Regions from separate parts of the Homo sapiens genome. Here region 1 is linked to region 2. A link is a contact called in ENCODE Hi-C or POLR2A ChIA-PET data. All regions are on one chromosome and are shown on one strand. Each heading gives the region's core, a stretch centred on a gene start or an enhancer-like site at or near the end of the contact. The rest is flanking DNA. Distances are from core to core; before and after follow the strand shown.

Region 1 (3,667 bases), core at 869-3,368, 310 kb before region 2:
TCAACTCACTGCAACCTCCTCCCAGGCTCAAGCCATTCTCCCACCTCAGCCTCTAGAGTAGCTGGGACTACAGATGCATATCACCACACCCGGCTAAATTATTTTGCATTTTTTGTAGAGAAAGGGTTTTGCCATGTTGCCCAGGCCTATCTTGAACTCATGAACTCAAGAGTTCCACCCACCTAGGCTTCCCAAAGTGCTGGGATTACAGGAGTGAGCACTGCACCCAGCCTGAATACATCTTATTTTCTAGGAAACCTAAAGACACAATAATGCAAATATGCCAAATGTATTGATACATCAATTACTTTATTCAATATAGACCCCAAAATGAAAGAAGGAGGCATGAGAGCAGGCTGAGTTATTCTCCCAAGATGCATTAGATGCATTGTGTTGGATAAAAAGTGAGTCCAGGATGAAGGAAGAAATATTTTATGAGATCCTCAAAGTCCTAATGTGTCCCTAGAGCAGAAGCTAAGGGCCAGGAAGAAATCTGCGATACTTCAGCATTTTGTCATGGCACAAGTGAAGTTGTGACAGGCTCATCGCCAAACCTCCAGATGGCTTCCTAAATGACATCACAGCCATCCTGTGCAGTGGACCATAGCCAACTGCTCTCTGCTACCAGCACTGCTGGGGACTAGGAAAGCAAGGGGTCAAAGTGTGCTGGAGGATGTTATTTTATCCATGTACCTCTAACACTGCGTTTTGTGGATTCCATTCACTGTTATGGACCTACCATTCTACCATTCATGAGGTCAGAAAGCTTTTGAACCACAAGCCACTAGAACTTCAAGTTCTGTGAAGATTGAGGCTAAGCTATACTTGTCTAATGGTTAATACTGAGATTTACCTCTACCGTCTTTCCTAACGTGCAATATAAAACATAATGTTAAATAACATCCCAATAGATTACTAGAATTAACTCCTTTCTCCTAATCAAAATCCCCAACAGTATACAAATATTTAAGTAACTTATTTGGACTTCTCCATAACTTTATGATTGGTCAATAACTCTTGAGAACATTGGGTTTTTATAATATATTTCCGTAACATTACCTCTTCTGAGATAAGACAATGATTAGAAATAAAATTTGTGTTTATTCACTTTCAGATTAATCAAAATGTGTCTCCCTTTTGTTAATATTCAACTAATTTAAATAGTCTTATAACTTTTTCTGAATGTGTATCCTTGTACCATTTATACTTATTTCTTATTTTCATATGGACATTTTGCTTCATGCTCACGGAAAAAAGGATTCATGCTTCTGTTAAGAACTGGTATTGTATTGGATTTCTCTCAGTTCCTTACATTGCGAACCAAAAGCCCATGATCGATTGCAGCCATGATTATGAGAACTTTGGAAATAATTATGAGGTAAAGCCAAGGGGTCAATGTGTCTCAATGAATCCTTTCTTTTTATTGCTGTGTCTAATGTTTTCATTTAGCAACCTGGGATGACGCCTTCTTGATATAAAAGTCAGAAGTATATAGACATAGTAGGTTTCTTAGAGATTATTCCTATTCAAAATGCATACTATTTTTCCTAACAAAAAGGAGCTGGCATCTGAAGAGGTTCAGTGACTCTTACGCAGAAGAAGCTACTGCTAACCAGCAACACCATTGTAAGCCTAGTGCCAGACTCCAGTCCCAGACCCTTCCAGCTGCACCAGGTTATTTTCTTATACACCCAGCAATCTCTTAAAGGTAGAACCACCCTCCCTCTAGATACCTAAATTCCCAAGGGTGTTAGGGGATGCAGGAGCAAGAGTACAAAACGGGACTCTCCTTGCACTGAGTTAGCTGCCAAGTGGGGAAGATGGAAAAGCATCCTCTCCACTCTGCCAGGCGGCAGGGAAGAGAGCCTGGCATCTCTGCACAGCTAGATTGTGACAGATTCCTGCTCAGCTCTCAGGGAGCACTGTCTGATCTGCCTGTAGTGAGTGACAGCTGTGACAGGTGTAAATATCCCGTGTTGTAAATTTCATGAAAGCAATACACCTGGGCCATCTGGCACAACACCGCAGCCTGCTGTGCGCTCCTCCTCCACACCCCAACTGCTGGGAGAAGCACAATGCAAAGCTCACGCCCCGCCAGGGAAGGAAGAGCCAGGGCCACAGACAAGGCCTCCAGACTATCAAAATCATCGCAGCCGCCGGGTTGGAGCCCGGGCTACACGGCAGTTACTGCTGAAGTAAATGTTTTTACATCAGTCAATTTACTCTCCTCAGTGACTCTGTAACTGAGATAATACCCTCATATCACCGAAGAAGACACAGATGCAGAGAAGCTAAGTCACATGCTCAGTGTCTTGAGCTCATCAGCAGCTGATCCCTGATTGAAGCCCAGGTCTGTTGACTCCAGTGCTCGAGATTTTTATGACTACACTAAAACATTTTAATCCTTCGTTTCCTCCCTGTGTTCCTCTGCTCCATTGCTCCAAGAGGTGATAACAAGGGTTTGTTAATATAAGAAAAATTGGTGATCTGTAAACTTTCAGCCCTAGAAAGTCTAAGCAGAACATTTTCTTAGTCTTTTAGAGGCTGCTGTGGGGCCAGACATAATAGTTAAACAGCTGGAAAAATCACTTTAATGACTCACCACAGCTGTACTTTCTTTCTCTCCTTTTTTTTTTTTTTTTTGGCATTGGCTGTTTGGATTAAAACATGGAAAATGTAATGAAATCTTGTAAAGAGGAGAGTGAAAAAATGACAACAGAAGCTGAGTTCTGAAATGCACTGAGATATGATAACAGACAAAAGCCATCATGGGGATGAAGTGCGGGGGAGTATCGCACTGCATCTGCAGAAGAGCAGGCCCCAAAAACCAGGATGCCCTTTATGCCAAACACCCTCACACCTTTATGGATTGTGCTGATGTGTTTAAGCGTCCATCCCCAGTTCGTCTGTGTCAGCTGTGGAACCGTGGGGCTGATGTTTCAGAAGAACTCTGTTTAAGAGAACCTAGGCTATATACCTACTAATTATCCCTATACACAATTCAGGATTTGTGTGGCATTAGGAAGCTGCTTAAAGCAACACTACTAAAGAAACTAACAATAAAAGACAACTTTGAAAAGCATATAATTTTTCAGGAGTTCTCAGGACAAGATCACATTGTAAGACTCCATTATAGTTCCAGCTATGTTTTTACATATCTGACAATGACTGCATCCATGTCCACACAGCACATGCTCAAGCACACTAGGTGATCACTGAAAACATGGTTGTGCAGTTTAGTGGTGCTTACTGTTGACTCTCCTTTCCAGCCAATCTGTTTCCCCCTGGTGTCTCTGAGCTGCCAAGAGTGAGATCTGGATCTCAGCTTCAGGTTCAACTCCACTCAGTCCCTAAGCCAATCCTGCCTAAGGCTTATAGAACATCAGGGCCTCCCTTATCTCATGGAGGTTGTGGAAAATGTCTTGTCAGTTCAGTAATTCTTGTTCCAAAATACCACTACTATGCCTACCAACCCATGTACCAGTTATCTTTATTAAAAAACAAACCATCCCAAAACTCGGTGGTGCAAAATCTCCACTCATTTAACTGGTTATGATTTTGGGTCCTTGCAGTGAGAGTGGGGTGTGGCAGGGACAGCTGGGCTCTGCTCATGTGGTATTGGCTGGGTGTCCTTGTGCACCTGCAGTCAGGTGGCAGCTCAGCTGGT
Region 2 (3,229 bases), core at 199-2,698:
GGGGATGTCCGTCAGTACTGCACGTGAGTGCTGTTAGGGTGAGCAAGACGCAGGCCATCTCGTTTTACCTAGCCAGGTGTTCATGGAAACACACCAAGGAGTAGAAACTTCGCTGGAAAACAAGGTCGGTGAGCATCTGCGTTGGAATGCTGGAGCCCTCGGGAAGGAAGATGACACAGCACTGAGATGTAGGAAGAACAGGATCTTAAAGAAGGATGAGCAGGACCAGGACCGGTGGCTCACGCCTGTAGTCCCACCACTTTGGGAGGACGAGGCAGGCGGATCACCTGAGGTCAGGAGTTTGAGACCAGCATGGCCAACATGGTGAAACTCTGTCTCTACTAAAAATACAAAAATTAGCTGGATGTGGTGGCTGGCACCTGTAATCCCAGCTACTCAGGAGGCTGAGGCAGGTGAATCGCTTGATCCAGGAGGCGGAGGCTACAGTGAGCTGAGATCACACCACTGCACTCCAGCCTGGATGACAGAGCAAGACTTTGCCAAAAAAAAAAAGGGATGAGCAGAGAAATGAGGTTTCTGAGGACTGGAATGTCTAGTGGGGATAGGAGGGAAGGAGGAGACTGTGACCAAGGACCACATAAGATCTTGGAGGACTTACAGAGTTCAGAGGCCTCAGGGGCAAGAATCTTGCTGCCCATGAACAAGGAGCAGGGGCAAGAACCTGTGGCATTAGGGAAATGTGGAATCTCAGATCTCTCTTACTGAATCAGAAACTGCATTTTAACAAGATCCCCAAGCTTCACAGGCACACCGAAGGGTAGGAAGTTCTAGCACACCATCCCACATTTCACTGGTTAGAAAACAAGCCCAAAACAACTGTGCTTACTGAACATCACACAGTCAGGAGCACAGCTGGGCCTAGAAGCCACTAAGCCTACTTGTCACTCCTGTCTCTGTAGATCTTTTCCAGCAGTCCCACTCTTCTGTGTAGACCTCTGAGGCCACCACAAGGTGCATTCAGGCTGGGTGTGGTGGCTCACATCTGTAATCCCAACACTTTGGGAGGCCGAGATAGGAGGATCACTAGAGGCCAGGAGTTCTAGACCAGCTTGGGTAATATAATGAGACTCCATCGCTATAAAAAAATAAAAAGCCAGGTGTGGTAATGCATGCCTGTAGTCCCTTGGGAGACTGAGACAGAAGGATCGCTTGAGTCCAAGAGTTCAAGCCTGCAGTAAGCTATGAATCTGCTACTGCACTCCAGCATGAGCAATAGAGAAAGAGTCTATCTCAAAAAAAAAAAAAAAAATGCATTCATAGCTGATACAGCAACTTACCAGGGCTGTGTTTACCTGGTTACAGAATCATAGCAGAGTTCTCTCACAGTTTGGTGGTGGCCTACACAGGAAATGTGAACGCCCATCCTTCAGAGACAAGAGGAGCACTGTGGAAAGGCTTGCCTCTTGGGATCCTGGCCAACTTAGGCCAGCTCACCTGCCTTTTGCCTTCTACAGCCACCGTGTTCCAATAAATTCCACATTTAAGAGTCTGTGTTCTAGCTTAGTGAGAAGGCACAGTGACTGGGAGTAATATGGTTTGGTTCTGTGTCCCCACCCTAATCTCGTTTTGAATTGTAATCCCCACATGTCAAGGGAGGAACCTAGTGGGGGGTGACTGGATTATGGGGACGGATTCCCCCCCTTGATGTTCCGATAGTGAGTGAGTTTTCAAGTGGTCTTGTTTGGTAAGTGTCTGGCACTTCCCTCTTTCTCTCTTTCGCTCTCCTGTGACTGTGTAAGATGTGTCTGCTTCCCCTTCACCTTCCACCATGATTGTAAGTTTCCTGAGGCTTCCCCAGCCACGCGGAGCTGTGAGCCAATTACTCCTCTTTCCTTTGTCAATGACCCTGTCTCAGGGAGTATCTTTATAGCAGTGTGAGAGAGGACTAATCCTCTATTAGTCAGATGGGCTTCTGTTACTGATTGAGTTCACATGGGGAGAGGGGCCAAATGTGGAACGTGTTGGCCCTGGCTGGCAGAGGCCTGAGGGCCTTTCAGGGAGAGCCTGGCCTCGGCCAGGCAGAAGGAGAAACAGCAGAACCACTGTGCCGTGAAGGCCAGTGCAGGGATCAGGGAGAGAAAAGGGCTTAGGGAACCCAAGAGAGCGTCCCAGAAATCTCTGCAATGACAGAGCAACCTGAGGAAGAGCTTGACTGGCCCAGCAGACTCATGCTGCAGGCTGTGCCCGGGAGGGGGCCAAGAGCATGGGTGGCAGCTGAAAAGGTCAGCCAGTAGCCAGAGAAAGGTGGAAGGAAGGAATTGCCCCAGGACAAAAGGCAAAGTTAGGATCAATGTTAGTGAAACAACCCAAGTTGGATAGCTTTCCGAATCTGGGGCACAGCCATTCTTCACAGGGGACAAACGCATGCTTTTATAGCACCATGTTTATCATGCAGGTGAATCATACACTGATTTAAATTAGAAAACCAATTTCTAATATTTTCACCCCTAACAAGCCCATTTTTAATTAACTAGCACTCCAGCAGTAGTTCTTACCATGCTTACATGTTAAAAGCACTTGGGGTATGTTTTTGTTTTTTTTTTATCATTACCAATGCCCATGTTGCACCCCAAACCAACAGAATCAGAATTTTGGGGGGTGCCAGCTGAGAATTCAAAGTTTTCTAAAACTTCCCCAGGCAATTCCCATGTGCCGCCAGAGTTGAAAACCAGTGAATGTAACTGAATGTGGTATTATCATCCAAAGTGAAATATATGCAGATACAGATCTGGATATGTAGATGTATTTATAGATATATAAATCTGTAGATCTGTAGACATATAGATCTATATAGATATATAGAAATAGAAATTAGCTAAGCAAACTAGCTATTGTCATCTAACTTGACTAAACAAAAGCAGTTATTTTTTTCTTTTTGTCACCCTGAGAGGTATTTGGGAGATGACAGGAGTGCCCTCACCTGGCCCCAAGAAAGAACTTCTCAGTACACAGTTTTTGATAACTGTTTTTTCACCTATAAGGAAATAACAAAGAATTGTGCACATAGGGTATAATTCTATTAAACTAGAAATTAAACCCAACCTGTGAAGTTAGGAGGAATCAATAAGGTGGATGTGTTAGTTAGTAAAGATATTCAAATATTATCTTCCTACCAAAAAGACACCTGCACTCATATGCTTATTGCAGCATTATTCACAATAGCAAAGACATAGAATCAACCTAGGTGCCCATCAACAGTGGATTGGAT

Evidence for each region. Hi-C counts contacts between places; a loop is a spot of excess contacts on that map. ChIA-PET counts read pairs that join two places held with the same protein, here RNA polymerase II (POLR2A). Pooled maps may share reads with other maps.
Region 1: a map of HepG2 shows a loop between it and region 2 (4-fold over the local background). The contact joins two enhancer-like sites. A Hi-C loop is called at or near these places in 5 of 168 maps with a recorded cell type or tissue (HepG2, chondrocyte, heart right ventricle and 2 more), 1 of 37 single-sample maps with no recorded cell type and 1 of 50 pooled maps. POLR2A ChIA-PET finds 5 or more read pairs at or near these places in 1 of 52 experiments (H1).

The regions. Positions count from the first base shown.
Region 1 is chr10:35,939,187-35,942,853 of GRCh38, reverse strand. No RefSeq gene overlaps it. Among named protein-coding and RNA genes, the nearest start is that of LINC02630, 42 kb to the right of the region's middle. Within about 2 kb of position 2,118, at least 3 of the 41 ENCODE cell types and tissues checked have a DNase peak (open chromatin) inside an H3K27ac peak, as active enhancers do.
Region 2 is chr10:35,631,935-35,635,163 of GRCh38, reverse strand. No RefSeq gene overlaps it. Among named protein-coding and RNA genes, the nearest start is that of MIR4683, 7.7 kb to the left of the region's middle. Within about 2 kb of position 1,448, at least 2 of the 41 ENCODE cell types and tissues checked have a DNase peak (open chromatin) inside an H3K27ac peak, as active enhancers do.